2 separate regions of the Homo sapiens genome follow, and region 2 is linked to region 1. Evidence: read pairs that join two places in POLR2A ChIA-PET (ENCODE). Cell type or tissue: Panc1. All regions are shown on one strand.

Region 1 (8,000 bases):
CTTGGTTTATGACCGTATAGAGCCTGTCAGTCCGACTTAATCAGACTCTCCCTCTCTTTTTTTGCCTTTTCAGGCTTGTCTGCTTCACTCCTCCTTTCTGCAGACCTATATTTCCACCTGGCTAGCCTCTGAATGTCACATTAATTAGACTTTCTTCATATTGTCTGCTCCTAAGTTTGAAAATCTGGAGAAGGGATTCTTTAGGTATCCAGACGACAAGGTAATACAACAATGTGGGCCTGGTATGGTAGCTCACACCTGTAATCCTAGCACTTTGAGAGGCCGAGGCAGGTGGACTGCTTGAGCCCGGGAGTTCAAGACCAGCCTAGGCAACATAGTGAAAACCGGTCTCTACCAAAAGAAAAAAAAAAATAGCTGAGCATGGTGGCACATGTCTGTGGTTCCAGCTACTTGAGAGGCTGAGATAGGAGGATCACTTGAGCCCAGGAGGTTGTGGCTGCAGTGAGCCGTTATCATGCCACTGCATTCCAGCCTCTGGGTGACAGAATGAGACCCCATCTCAAAAAAAACAGCAAGGAAATCATAAGGAAGAGAAAATATAGTTCTATACTATAGTTATCAATACCATAAGTTTATGTCAGCTGTTTACAAAACGAATCATCTGTCAGAAATGATGGGCAACCACAGCTGTAGACCTCAATCTAACGTAACCCATCAAGCAATTAAAAAAGAATGTGGGAAGTCCCACAGAATCATATGGATTGCCTAGGAAGTACACAGAGGTGGGACTGCTTTATTGTGAATTTCTTTGAATTACCAGAGAAACATGTTTATGGACTTACTACCCTTTTCTTTTTGAGACAGTATCTTCCTCTGTCCCACAGACTAGAGTGCAGTGGCGTAATCACGGCTCACCGTAGCCTCAACCTCCTGAGCTTCTGATCCTCCTACCAGTCCCTCCTGTAGCTGGGACTACAGGTGTGCACCACTACACCCAGCTAATTTTTCTATTTTTTGTAGAGATGGGGTCTCACTATGTTGCCTATGCTGGTCTCAAGCAGCCCTCCCACCTCGGCCTCACAGAGCGCTGGGATTATAGGCATGAACCTCCGTGCCCAGCCTATTACTTTTTTTTTTTTTGAGATGGAGTCTCACTCTGTCACCCAGGCTGGAGTGCAGTGGCGCAATCTCGGCTCACCACAACCTCTGCCTCCCAGGTTCAAGCGATTCTCCTGCCTCAGCCTCCCGAGTAGCTGGGACTACAGGTGGGCGCCACCATGTCTGGCTAATTTTTGTATTTTTTGTAGACATGAAGTTTCACTATGTTGGCCAGGCTGGTCTCAAACTCCTGACCTCGTGATCTGCCTGCCTCGGCCTCCCAAAGTGCTGGGATTATAGACGTGAGCCTCCGCTCCTGGCCTCAGCCTAGTGCTTTTAATGGCTGTGATTCTACCAAGAACAGTATTTAAAGAGAGACTAGTTTTAATATGTGTAAACTGTAAAAGTTGTTTTAAAAATGAGAAGCACCACCAAGATAGGTTTTCTGTAAAATCTTCAGTTTATAAAAAATGCAATTTAGCTGGGCATGGTGGCTCATGCCTATAATTCCAGCACTTTGGGTGAGTGAGGGAGGAAGATTGCTTGAGCCCAGGAGTTTGAGACCAGCCTGGGCAAGATATCAAGACCCCACCTCTACAAAAAATAAAAGTTAGCTGGATGTGGTGCCGTGTGACTGTATTTCCAGCTACTCAGGAGGCTGAGGTGGCAGGATTGCTGGAGCCCAGGATATTGAGGCTGCAGTGAGCTATGATTGCACCACTCCACTCCAGCCTGGGCAACAGAGCAAAACCCTGTCTCAAAAGTAATTAAGATGAAAATTTTTTTAAAATGCAATTCAGTCTAGACCCAACTATATTGTCAACTTCTTGATGGCAGGTACTTCCATCACTTCTATTGTCTTTTGTAGTACTTAACGAGGGCTATATCGAGTATGTACCAGTACCAGGCACCATTCTAAGCACTGTGATGTTTCAACTAGTTTAATTTTCACAAACTCTTTTGTTTTTGGTGCCATCAAATTTACATAAGCAGACAATAACTTTCATTTTAGAGATGAGAAAACTGAGGCAGATAATTGGGAAAGCCGGGCTTATGTGTCTCATATGTGGTCAAACTGAGATTTGAACGTTGGCAGTCGAGCTCTATAACGAGTTTGCTGTGTGTCTGATAAGAACATAGTAGGAAATGTACTTAAAATACGAAATTTGATTGCTCTGGTGCCAAATAACCTAGAGGAGATGGTGTGTTTTTGTTGAGCTCAGTAATAATCTGAAACTATAATGAGATTTAACTCCTAAATTGGCAGACTGGTTAGAGATTGGACTCTACATGGGGATGTTTTAAGGGAGCTGGGAGAGCCATGAGGACCTGCTCTCACTGTTTGAGAACTTTTTATTTTTTTGGTGTTCAATTAAGAATTTATTCCGTCATCACAGAGTTTGAAGTTTAATTATGGAGCTACATAAATATCCATACTAGAAGAAAGTGATTGAAATCATCAGCGACACACACAGATAGAAAAAAGGTGTTAGAATGAAGTAACCTGAAATAGCATCTCATCCCTGCTTCTTAGAGTGTATCCATAAGCCAGCAACTTTGGCTTTACCTGGGTGGAATCTCAAGCCGTACTCCAAACCTCCTGAATCAGAACCTTTGTTTTTTTTGTTTTTTTTGTTTTTTTTTGAGATGGAGTTTCACTCTTGTTGCCCAGGCTGGAGTGCAATGGCACGATCTCAGCTCACTGCAACCTCTGCCGCCCTGGTCCAAGCAATTCTCCTGCCTCGTCTTCTCAAAGTGCTGGGCTTACAGGTGTGAGCCACCATGCCCGGCCTTTTAGAATCTGTATTTTAACCAGGTGATTTGTATTTTCATTAAAACCTAGAGCCTTATTGCTTATTGATTTAATACCACTTGCTTTAATAGTATCAAAACATGTTCATTAGAGAAATTAGGTTAATCATAACTGCTTGTGCATACTAGCTTTCTTCATCATGTACATTCTTTTCCCAAAATACCTGTATAATTTGTGGGTACTAGAAAATGCTCATGTGTTCAGAATGTATTTTTTGCTCAGTCCAAGTCTCCAGGTTAAAATTCATCCATTATTTTAAGCCCCCAGTCATTTCTTTTCTTTCTTTCTTTCTTTTTTTTTTTTTTTTTTTTGAGGCTGTCTTGCTCTCTTGCCCAGGCTAGAGTGCAGTAGCACGATCTCAGCTCACTGCAACCTCCGCCTTCCAGGTTCAAGCAATTCTTGTACCTCAGCCACCTGAGTAGCTGGGATTACAGGCATGTGCCACCATGCCTGGCTAATTTTTGTACTTTTAGTTGAGATGGTGTTTCACCATATTGGCCAGGCTGGTCTTAAACTCCTGGCCTTGAGTGATCTGCCTGCCTCAGCCTCCCAAAGTGCTGGGATTACAGGCATGAGCCACTGCGCCCAGCCTACCCAGTCATTTCTTGTGACCTATTGTTGTTCCCAGGCATATGTTAAGACTTAGAGGAAAGTTTGATTACTATTTAAAAAATAAAAAGTATCTGAAATCCTGTAATTGAAAGGCACGAATCTTGTCTTTAAGATTGTTGCTTCTTTCCTACAAAAATAGAAGTGGGGAAAAGGCAAACAGCAAGGCATTGCTGGAAGTGCTGTTTTCTACTTTTGTCTTCACCTGTGTTTTATACTGAGTATGATTTGTAAACATGCCCAGAATATTTATAATCTCAGTTGCAAACGTGATTCTGTGAAGTACTTTTATGCAGCATCAAAGGGACATGTCTTTAAAAAGCATCCAAGACAAATCATTTTTCAGCTAACTGACAGAACAGATTTGTTTTTTTTTTGGGACCGAGTCTCACTGTGTTGCCCAGGCTGAAGTGTAATGGTGCGATCTCGGCTCACTGCAACCTCTGCCTCCCGGGTTGAAGCGGCGATTCTCTTGCTTCAGCCTCCCGAGTAGCTGGGATTACAGGCACCCACCATCCTGCTGGGCTAATTTTTGTAGAGACGGGGTTTCACCATGTTAGCCAGACTGGTCTCAAACTCCTGACCTCAGATGATCCACCCGCCTTGGCCTCCGCAAGTGTTGGGATCACAGGCATGAGCCACCATGCCCGATTTTTTTTTTTTTTTTTTTTTGAGACAAGATCTCACTCTGTTGCCCGGACTGGAGTGCAGTGGTGCGATCACAGGTCACTGCAGCCTCCATTACCCAGGCTCAAGTGATTGTCCTACCTCAGCCTCCTCAGTAGCTGGGACTACTACTACAGGTGCGAGCGCCACACCCGGCTAATTTTTGTATTTTTTGTAGAGATGGGTTTTCACCATATTGCCCAGGCTTGTCTCAAACTCTTGAGCTCGAGTGATCTGCCTGCTTTGGCCTCCTAAAGTGCTGGGATTATAGGCATGAGCCACAGCACCCAGCCACTTTTTACCTTTTTTAAGTGATGTAAAAAACACGTGAAGTTTACCTTCTTAATTATTTTTAAGTGTACAGTTTAGTAGTGTTAAGTATATTCGCATGGTTGTGCAACAAATGTCCAGAATTTTTTCATCTTGCAAAACTGAAACTATGCCGTTTGAATACCTACTCCCCATTTCCCCCTCCCCTGTTCAATGATGAGTTGTTCCACCATTCAACTTTCCTGTTTTTAAGAATTTGACTACTTTAGATACCCAATAAGTCGATTTGTATAGTATTTGTCCTTTTATGACTGGCTTATTTTATTCAGTCTAATGTCCTCACAGTTCATCCATGTTGTAGTATGTGTCAGAATTATCTTCCCTTTTTTTTTTTTTTTGAGACACAGTCTCGCTCTGTCACCCAGGCTGGAGTGGAGTGGCGCGATCTCGGCTCACTGCAAGCTCTGCCTTCCGGGTTCACGCTATTCTCCTGCCTCAGCCTCCTGAGTAGCTGGGACAACAGGTGCCCCCCACCACGCCTGGCTAATTTTTTTTGTATTTTTAGTAGAGACGGGGTTTCACCGTGTTAGCCAAGATGGTCTCGATCTCCTGACCTTGTGATTTGCCTGCCTCGGCCTCCAAAAGTGCTAGGATTACAGGCGTGAGCCACCGCGCCCGGCCAGAATTACCTTACTTTTAAAGACAGTACCTTTCCATTGTGTGTGTATACTGCATTTATCCATCTATCTGTTGATGGACATCTGGATTGCTTTCACCTTTTGGCTGTTGTGAATAATGCTGTTATGAATATGGGTGTACAATGCTTTTTGCTTTTTTGTGAAGCTGTGAAGCTTTGCTAAATCGTGTGTGTTTGTTACTGAGGAAAATCGTTACATGAGGTAGAAAACTTTAGCTGATTATCTCTGCCTTTCTCCTTGCTAGTTAAATGTATAATCTTATGTAAGTTACACGACCTCCCCATCAGTCTTTTGGGCCTCCTTATGTAAGAGAGGAAAACACATTAACAAAGTCGTAGTTAAAGCAGCTGAAATAATGTATATTAAAGCTTTTTTTTTTTTTTTTTTTTTTTGAGATGGAGTTTCACTGTTTTCACCCAGGCTGGAGAGCAATGGCATGATCTTGCCTCATTGCAACCTCTGCCTCCCAGGTTCAAGCAGTTCTCCTGCCTCAGCCTCCTGAGTAGCTGGGATTACAGGCGCCCGCAGAGACGGTGTTTCACCCTGTTAGCCAGGATGGTCTCGATCTCCTGACCTCATGATCTGCCCGCCTCGGCCTCCCAAAGTGTTGGGATTACAGGCGTGAGCCACTGCGCCCAGCTAATTTTTGTATTTCTAGTAGAGATGGGGTTTCACCATGTTGGCCAGGCTGGTCTTGAACTCCTGACCTCAGATGATCCGCCTGCCTCAGCCTCCCAAAGTGCTGGGATTACAGCCATGAGCCACTGTGCCTGGACTTAAAGCTCTTTTGAAATTATTAAAGTGTAAGGAGGCCAGTGACTGCTTATTTAATAAGTTTTCCTTCAATTACATTATTTGCTGTTAGAACTTCTGATTTTTTTGACTTTGTTCTTTTGATGAGATATCTTTAAAACAATCTTTGTAATATTAGATGTTGGTATCATGAATTCATCAACTGCAATGTCCAAATTTTTTATTTTAAAAACAAATAGTAACTTTAATGTTGAAAGAATGAGATGATAGAAGAGAAGCTTGGATTTTACTACATGATGAGTGATTTCCTGATTATAGTTTTTAGACTATACAGATTAGTGAAAGTATCTACAAAATAGCTCTTGTTTTGAAAGGAGCTTGTTAAAAATCAAGAAAATAGACATTTTGAATAACAATCTATGATTGTAACTCTTGGTTTATCTCCAAAGAGTGGAAGAATGTGAGTCACTGAAGGAGTTAAGTGCCTGGTGTTAACCTTGAGAGGGCTTATGGTAGAAGTGAAAGAAGTTGCCAGTTCCTTTCAGATGCTGCAGTTCTAGGCTCTACCCATTACATTTCCCCAGCTACAGATAGAGCTGTAATAGTGATTTGATATGTGGCAACAAAACAGTATTATTTATCTTCTTAAAAGGTAGTTGCTTTTTGAAAGAAATCATGTTTTATTTTATGATCCAGAGGAACTTAGGGATGTTTGTCTTCTAGGCTCATCAACAGAGCAGACGAGCAGACCGTTTATTAGCTGCAGGCAAATACGAAGAGGCTATTTCTTGTCACAAAAAGGCTGCAGGTGAGTATTCTTATTAAGTACTCAGTGTAAAACTGAAGAGCAGAAAGTCACAATAGTAATAATGTGTGTTGCTTTTCATATGCAAGACTGATACTGCTGACCCACCAGAATATCAGCTTTGATTATTTTTCAAGTAAGTGTGTTGGATTTCCCAGCTCCTGCTAATCCAATCTTCTTTCTAAATCATGAAGATGGCATAAATGTGGTAAACAGTTCCTGGATACAGCTCTCTGAGCCCAAAGATCCCTAAAAACAGGAGCTGATTGTAACAAGTCTGCCATTTTATCTTAGTTATTATAAAAAGGAGTTTGGGTTTCAAATAGTTGGCCATTTCAGGTTCTAAAAATAGTAATTCAATTCAATTCCAACCAATTCATTTTCACTGAGCTTCTGTTTTCTAACATGCTGATAATGCAAAACTTACTATAAGACTTTTGTTACCTAAAATGTGGGAGATTTTTCCTGTGGTCTTTTTTTTAGCTTCCCTTCTGAATATCTCATCTCTACATGCATGCCTGTAGTAACATGCTGATGTTAGCTTTCATTTCAGTATGAATTTTAGAATTGTTAGCTTCTTATCAAAGACCTAATTTTACCCTAGTCAGTCAAGCAACCTAGCATATGTTGAATTCAGAAATAGATCTTGGGGGCCTGTTTTGCTTAGACCAGTTTCTGTTGGCTGAGTAACCAAAAAACTTTGGGTCCTCGTTAGTGTAGTGGTAAGTATAAAAATAAAAATAAAAAAATTTAAAAATCTTTGGGTAAAGGATGTTTTACTCATGCCTCATCCAAAATGAGTGCAAGTCACCTTTCTTAGGGCAAACCCTGAAGTCTTCTGCTGGCAGGCATGTTCCTTTCCCTCTAGGCCAGTATGATGATCAGAGCCATATTCTTTCTTGACAGAGGCTGCCCCTCCCTTGTTATTTTACTTGTGAAATACAGACTGCAAGGTGGGCAGTAGATTGGATAAGTCTTCTTACTACAGTGGTTTTTGCCTGGAAGTTGGTAATTTTCAGAGAAAATTAAAATTTTTTTTTTTTTTTGGAGATGGAGTCTTGCTCTGTCGCCCAGGCTGGAGTGCAGTGGCACCGTCTCAGCTCACTGCAACTTCCCGCCTCCTGGTTTCAAGTGGTTCTCCTGCCTCAGCCTCCCGAGTAGCTGGGACTACAGGTGTGTGCCACCACCCCCGGCTTGTATTTTTGTAGAGACAGGGTTTCTCCATGTTGGCCAGGCTGGTCTCGAACTCCTGACCCCATGATTGACCCGCCTTGGCCTCCCAAAGCGCTGGGATTACAGGCGTTAGCCACTGCTCTCAGCCTTTTTT
Region 2 (8,000 bases), 1.0 Mb before region 1:
AGAAGAGATGAGTTGCTAAGTAACTATTTAAAACCAGTAGGCTTTCCTAAACCGTAACTTGTTAGAGGTTATGGTAAAAGAAAAGATCTCATTTAAAATACAGCAACTGAAAAGAATCCTAAAGATCAATATAACAAGTAATTTGCAGGACTTTTATTAAAAACTCTTTGATAACCTATTGGCAGACCTAAAAATGACTTAACAAATGGAAAGACACACTATGGTCTTTGATAGAAAAATATCATTTCCTCCTAAGTTAATTTGTACATTTAATGAAATCCCAACTGAAATAGCAATTTTTAACTTAACAAAATAATATTAATGTTTGTTTGTAAAACTAATTATGAAGATGAGTCAGAAAAAGTGTTGAAAATGAAAAACAGTAAGAACTAGATGACTGATACTAAAACTATTTTAAAGCTCTAATAATTAAAATGGTTTGGCATTAGGGAAAAATAGATCAATGAATAAGAATGAAGAGTTCATAAATGAAACCAAAATCATACGGGAACTAAGATATGAAATGGCAACACTTTAAAACAGTGAGGAAAAGGCAATTAATCAGTAAACAGTGCTAGATCAATTGACTGGAGAAAAAAAATAAAGCTGGATCCTTACTTCAGTTATTTTAGTAACATCAATTCCAGATGGATCAAAAATTTAAATGTAGGGCCGGGAGCAGTGGCTCATGCCTGTAATCCCAACACTTTGGGAGGCCGAGGCGGGCAGATCACAAGGTCAGGAGATCGAGATCATCCTGCTAACACGGTGAAATCCCGTCTCTACCAAAAATACAAAAAAATTAGCCGGGCATGGTGGCAGGTGCCTGTTAGTCCCAGCTACTCAGGAGGCTGAGGCAGGAGAATTGCTTGAACTCCGGAGGCAGAGGTTGCAGTGAGCCGATATTGCACCACTGCCCTCCAGCCTGGGTGACAGAGCGAGACTCCGTCTCAAAAAAAAAAAAAATTAAATATAGAAAATGAGCTATAATGGTTCTAGGAAAATAAATGACTGTGTTTAAGCTCCTGGAATAGGAAAGGCCTTTCTAGGAAGGATTCAAAACCCAGAGACCATAAAGTTAAATTTGACTATATAAAAATTGTGATTTTTTTTTGGAGGGGTGGGTAAAAATATACCCTCAACTAAGAGAAGAAACGAGTGACAAGTTGGGAAAATATTTATAATGGATGTGACAGGAAAAGAGCTAATTGCTTTCATTTTCAAAAAGCTTTTGTAAATAAAATAGAAAACGAACAATCCAATAGGAAAAAAAAATTGACAAAGCTTATCAGTAGTTAATTACCAAAAAGTGAAAATAAGACATAGTAAGTATGAAAATATGCTCAATATTATTTGTAAGTAAAATAATGAAAATTAAACAGCAGCAACAGATTGTTTCTTAACTCATGTTATGAGAACCTACAGTGATGAGTCCTGTTCTGAGAAGGCTATTGACAGGCAAGCACTGTCAGACACTGATGTGGGGCAGGGGTGGTGGACTGGTTCATTTCTGGAAGGAAGCTTGACAAAGTCCATCTACTTTTAAAGGTACATATTATTTTACTCAGTAATATTTGCTTGCTAAGAATTTACCTATATAATTATCCCTGCACATGTTGGTCAAGAGATATGTACAGGTGTGTTCCCTGTGGCATTGTTTGTAACAGCAACAAGGAAAAGTAACCCATCAGTAAGGGATAGTTACATAGCCTATGGGGCTCCTCCTATCTGATAGATTATTATCAGCTGTGAAAAAGAATGAAGTAGCTTTCTGTATATCAGAGACAGGGAAAAAAGAGGTAGAGGACTGTGTGTACTGAATCATTCTTTTTATGTCAATTTTATAGGAATAGATGGACAGACAGACATGCACACTGGTCTAGAAATAAACACATTTTCTAAAAGCAATAAAAAATATTTTACAAGTGGCTACTTTTGGGCAGAGACAAAGAGCTGATGCATGAAGACTTTTATGTTTCATTTCATACTTTACTATTGGAAGTTTTAAAAATACATAGGTGAATTACTTTCATTCGTTAAAATATGGACATGGATTACCTGAGTAGTGAGATGATGAACTTTTTTTCTTCTTATTATTATTATTAATAGTATTATTATTATTATTATTATTATTACTATTTTGAGACAGGGTCCCACTGGAGTGCGGTGGCACAATCTCAGCTCACTGCAACCTCCACCTCCTGGGTTCAAGAGATTGTCCTGCCTCAGCCTCCCGAGTAGCTGGGATTACAGGTGTGTGCCACCACACCTAGCTAATTTTTATATTTTTAGAAGAGACGGGGGTTTCACCATGTTGGCCAGGCTGGTCTGGTCTCAAACTCCTGACCTCAAGTAATCCACCCGCCTTGGCCTCCCAAAGTGTTGGGATTAGAGCCGTGAGCCACCATACCCAGCCATTATTTTTTATTTTTATTTAATTAATTTATTTTGAGACAGGGTCTCACTCTGTCACCCAGGCTGGAGTGCAGTGGCACGATCATGGCTCACTGCAGCCTCAACTTCCCAGGCTCAAGGGATCTTCCCACCTCAGCCTCCAGCTGAGAACTACAGGTGCATACCACCACGCCTGGCTAATTTTTTGTATTTTTTTTTTAGAGCGGGGGTTTCACCATGTTGCCCAGTCTGGTCTCAAATTTCTGAGCTCAAGTGATTCACCTGCCTCAGCATCCCAAAGTGTTGGGATTACAGGCGTGAGCCACTGCACCCAGACTTTTTCTTCTTTAAATGTCTATAGTTTATAAAAAATAAAAGTAAAAAATAAAAATAAAAAATAAAATAAAATAAAAAGTGGGAGAGCCAGGCGTGGTTGCGCATACCTGTAGTTCCAGCTACAGAGGAGGCTAAGGCTTGTGGCCAGGAGTTTAAGACTGTAGTACATGCCTGTGAATAGCCACTGCACTCCAGCCTGGGCAACATAGCAAGATCCTGCCTCTAGAGAAAAAAAAAGTGTGGAAGAGGCAGCAATAAAGAAAAAGATACCAGATAATGTTTTGACCAAAAAGATTTAAGTTCAAATGGTGGCCTGTCCAACACTGCTAGGGTCCCAGGAAGAGCTATTTCTAGAGCAGGAGACTTTCCATCAGCTCACAGATCCCCCCACTTGCCACCCATAATAATGGTTCCCCCATATGTAGCCATCAGAGAGCTTGGCTTCAGCATCAAGAGAGTTAAAATGAATGAAAGGAAATCAGGCTTAAAAGAGAATGTCATTATGATTTGTGCAAGCATTTCCTCTCTATAGATAAAGTGGAGTGAGATGGCAAAAACAGATACAGGCTCACCTCATGCTTTTCCTCCCCTCTGCTTAGTTGGGCAGACTGAGATGGCTTATATCCCTCCTACCTTCTTATGAACCCTGCATGTCCCAGGGGCCTAACCATGCAGCAGCCTTCAGCTGCATGACTCCAGGACCTGCAGGACCCCAGGAATGTGTCCTATGATCCTGGCTGAGTTTTCTCCCATCTGTCACCCATCTCCTAAGCTCTTCCTCTCCCATGGCCTTCTTGGGAAGTTCTTTCCAGTCAATCTTTACTGGTCATTCCTTGAGGCCAGCTTAGCCTCAGGCAGGGTGCAAGAGATGGTAAAACCAGTTTCTACACTTACAGAACTGCTGGATGCTTCTGAAGAGTCTCAGAAAACAATTAGGCAGCCATGTGAAAGTAAAGAGGTAAAGAATTTCAGCCAAGTAAGATGAAGCAGGTGTTGTTGGTTGGCTGACCCAATCTCCAACTCATCTCTTCTTTATCCATACAGCAAGGGGCTCCCCCACAACACCATTTGGGCAAAGAAATAAAAGCAGAAGTATCTGTGAGACTCCTAAAAAAGACCTTTAAAAAGGACAAATCCAACTGGCATGTTCTTTTGGCCTTTTGCTCCTTCCCTGTTTTTCTTCTTTTGGGAATGTGGCCATGAGGCTGCAGGTGGAGTCGCCATCTTACAACCAGTGGCAACATGTCTGAGGGTGAAAGTAACATGCTAAGGAGGGCACAGTGGAACAGAGCAAAGCTGAGTCTCCCCTGACATCCCTGGGCCACTACACTAGGCCTGATGATGCTCATCTACATGTTTCATTATGTGAGAAAAATAAGCTTCCCATTTGTTTAAGGTGCTATTAATGGGATGTTCTGTCATTTGCAGCCAAATCTGCTATTAAATGGTTAACATGGTGTTAAGAGGAAGTGGCTCTGATATAACAGAAAGTGCATGGGCTTTGGAATTGCATGATTTGGCTTCAAATTCTAGTACTGTGACTTATATACCAGGGTAAGTTATCACTTAACTTTTCTGGGTCCTTGTCTCCATAAGTAAAAAAATAGGGCTAATAAAGCTACTCAAACAGATGTCTGCAGTATCCATAGAAAGGGGAAGTGAAAGTAACTGTATATAATAAGTTCCAGCTCAATAAATATCTGATACAACTTTGTTGAGAATGTGGAAGGACATTGAGGAAGTGAGGCTTAGCTGGAATACAAATAAAGCAAGAGGAGGCAAAATGTAATTCAGAAGAAGTAGAGTATGGGAAAAGATTGAGAAATTTCAACAAAAAGGTGTAGTAGGCAAATCATCTTGTCTCTTTAAATAGACCTGAAATCTAGTCTCCCATAGAAACCTCAGGCCGAATGCAACTGTGGCCCAGAAGAATGAGAGAAGAAGGTATCCTTTAGCCCAGGGCTGGAAACCCTCCAGAGAATTCCCAACACCAAAAAGGAAAGAAATATCCTCATTAACATTTCCCTTCTCGTCTTCCTTGTTCCTTTTTCTGCTTTTCCTCCCTCCCTTCCTTTTTTCCTTTTTCCTTCTTTCCTAGATCAAAATTATTTCAAAACCATGGAAGGCAGACACAGTTTGTTCTGACTCACAGTGGATAGAAGATAGGGCCTGGATTTTACACCTTCTAATCTATTTTAGACACAAAGAAAATTTCTGCATTCTCCTATTCCCTCCCGCAAAGAAAAGGCATCACAATGTAGCCCCTGGATGTCAAATAAAGAGTCAGGAGCCCTCGGTCCTGCTCTGTGTATGTTCTTGGATGGTCTCCTAACCTCCAAATTTCAATTTTCTCATTTATCAATTGGGAGTATGAGGAAGGGGGCGGGCAATAGGGGAGGAGCTACCTAGGTAAGCTCTCAAGTTCCTTAACTTCTATTTATTAGCTTCTTGCAGTCCCTGGGGCGATAAGAGAAGGTTAAATTTCTCATTAATCCTATAAATATCTATGGAGCACCAACCCTGTACCAGGAACTGGTTTAACCACCGGAAATACTACTATGAAAGAAATAGATGGCATCCTATATCTTGATGAAGGAGACAGAAAATAAACACACAAACAAAGAAATTGGACAATTTCAGAGAAGCAGTGAAGAAGAAAATACAACTAAGTGATGGAATAGACTGACTGGGAATGAGGGAGCTACTTGAAAAGAGATGGGTCAGGGAAAGTCCTCAATGCGATGTAAACTTTGTGCTTAGCTGAAATGAAGTGCCAGCCTTGCCCCTCTCCTGGCAGGACTCCGGCCTGATCTTTGGGTACTCAGACTCATTCTCAGTGCAAACTTGTTTCTTTGAGCCTCTTGGTTCCTGAACAATATCCCCAGTCTATGATCTTAATGGGCTCACACTATGGGTCTACATGGCCCATTGGAATATTCAAAGTGGGTACAGTCAATCCCCACAGTGGCCAAAGGAGAAAATAAGGAAGCCAGGAGCTGTGCAAGCCAGTCCAGGAAGACAGGCAGAATATAATGCATTTCTGTTTAATCTACTTTTTATCTCATCTTTTTGATTTTTTTAAGTGGGGATAGGGTTTTCTTTACAATGAATATGATATATTGCGTGCATAACAATAATAGTGTATACGTAACAGTGCTTGCTGGTACTTAGACATTGTTCAAAGTGCTCACATGTATGAACTCATTTAATTTTCATGACAACTTTATGAGGTACATACTGATATTTTCCCCATTTTACAGACGAAGGAACAGAGGCACTGCCAAGTAAGTGATTTGCCCAGCTTGTGAGTTGCAGAGCTGGGACTTGGAGCTAGGTAGTCTGATACCACAGTAACTTCTTTTAACCAATTATGCTGTGCACCTTCATGTATGAAATGTGTTTGTTTTAAAGGATATCTGTAGTTTACTGGAGATTCAAGTCCAAAATTTTTAGAACTCTTTTTTCAAAAATACTGGTGAGTGTGACAGTGTCCACAAAGTCAGACAGACCCAGGTTTCAATCCCTATTAAAAAAAAAATATTGGCCAGGCGCAGTGGCTCACACCTGTAATCCCAGCACTTTGGGAGGTCGAGGCGGGCAGATCATGAGGTCAGGAGATCGAGACCATCCTGGCTAACACGGTGAAACCCCATCTCTACTAAAAATACAAAAAATTAGCCGGGCGTGGTGGCGGTCGCCTGTAGTCCCAGCTACTCGGCAGGCTGAGGCAGGAGAATGGCGGGAACCTGGGAGGTGGAGGTTGCAGTGAGCCGAGATTGCGCCACTGCACTCCAGCCTGGGCGACAGAGCGAGACTCCATCTCAAAAAAATATATATATATATATATATATTCATGACATTTGTTAAAGACAGTAAGCCAGACTATTCAAGGGAGACTACTACAATGGAATTTTGCCAGGGGGGAGAGATTGGCCTCAACTCTGAATACAACAATGAAAAGTAGAGATTTATAGCCAAGGGGCAGGGTAGGGTCAGTGGATGGAAAATTACTAACAGTAAACATTTTATAAGGGTAAACAAGGGGTAAGGCAGATTCTGGCTAAACCTACTTGACAAGCTTCTTGCTGAAGGAAGGCCAGGGTGAAAAAATATCCAGAGATGGGGATGAGGAATTTCATCAGATATCAAGGGTGGGGGATATTTGCTAAACTGACCCAACAGGATTCTTACTAAAACTGGACTAAATAGGCCAAGGACAAAGCCTTCAGGGTGAGGCCTCATCAAAAAGATGACTCAGAGGAGCCTGATTAAAGTTTGGTTAAGGAGAGAATCTTGGTTATCCCCAACATTGTTGCCTCCTAGCTGTGTAAACTTGAGTGGGTTAACTAACCTCTCTGAGCTTCAGATTTCTCATCTTGAAAGTAGATATTATACTATCTCCCCTACACATTGTAAGGACTAAATGAAATAATGCTCAATAACTACAGGTTGAATGTCTCTAATCAAAAAACCTAAAATCCAAAATACTCCAAACTCCGAAACCTTTTGAACACTGACATGATACTCAAAGGAAATGCTCGTTGAAGTATTTCAGATTTCGAATTCTTTGGATTTGGGATGCAGAATCAGAACGTATATGTAATGTAAATATTCCAAAATCTGAAACATTTCTGGTCCCAAACATTTCAGATATGGGATACTCAACCTGTACTTAGCACATGGTCTGATCTAGTAAGCATTACCAATATCACTGTTAATGTGAAAGCTCTTGCCAGGGAATCAAGTCATTCCTGATGAAACCGAGCACTTGAAACTCTTAAATGCCACTGGTAAGAGTACAAGTTGACACAGCATTACTTCCGTGCAGTTTTGTGGTATCTATCAAAACATAAAACGTGGCACTGAGTCTCTGGATTCAACAATTTCTTTCTGGAAATGTATCTGAGGAAATAATAGCACAAGGGCACAAAGACATGTGTCTGAGGATTTCCAGTGCATCATTATTTAATATAAAAAACTTGGAAGATAACCTAAATGTCCAGCAGTAGGAGATTGGTTAAATACATGATGGTATTCATAAAATATATTCAATGATAAGTCAGTACAACAAAAATATATTAAGTGCAAAAAGAAGGTTACAAAATATTAGGTTAGTGCAAAAGTAAAAGCAACTGTGGTTCTTGCCATTAAAAGTAATTACCACAATTACTTTTGCATCAGCCTAATAATACAAGTAATATGTTCCCATTTTGTAAAAACAGAATAAACAATAAATGTAATTAATACAAAATGTCTGTGTTTTATGTATA

Evidence for each region. ChIA-PET counts read pairs that join two places held together with the same protein. Peaks named below come from ENCODE experiments on the same cell type or tissue, not always from the same donor. Only the 100,000 strongest peaks of a DNase experiment are listed, where the experiment ranks them.
Region 2: POLR2A ChIA-PET joins it to region 1 with 19 read pairs; 2 of 35 experiments call an interaction of 5 or more read pairs at or near these places.

The regions. Positions count from the first base shown.
Region 1 is chr10:63,139,618-63,147,617 of GRCh38, forward strand. It overlaps NRBF2 (nuclear receptor binding factor 2), which reads left to right. Exons shown (of 4, transcript NM_030759.5): 2 at 6,592-6,676. Among named protein-coding and RNA genes, the nearest start is that of NRBF2, 10 kb to the left of the region's middle. In Panc1, no CTCF peak of the experiment used is centred here; no DNase peak of the experiment used is centred here.
Region 2 is chr10:62,105,672-62,113,671 of GRCh38, forward strand. No RefSeq gene overlaps it. Among named protein-coding and RNA genes, the nearest start is that of LINC02621, 150 kb to the right of the region's middle. RefSeq lists enhancers at 4,081-4,130, 4,161-4,230. In Panc1, no CTCF peak of the experiment used is centred here; no DNase peak of the experiment used is centred here; H3K27ac peaks cover 6,111 bases.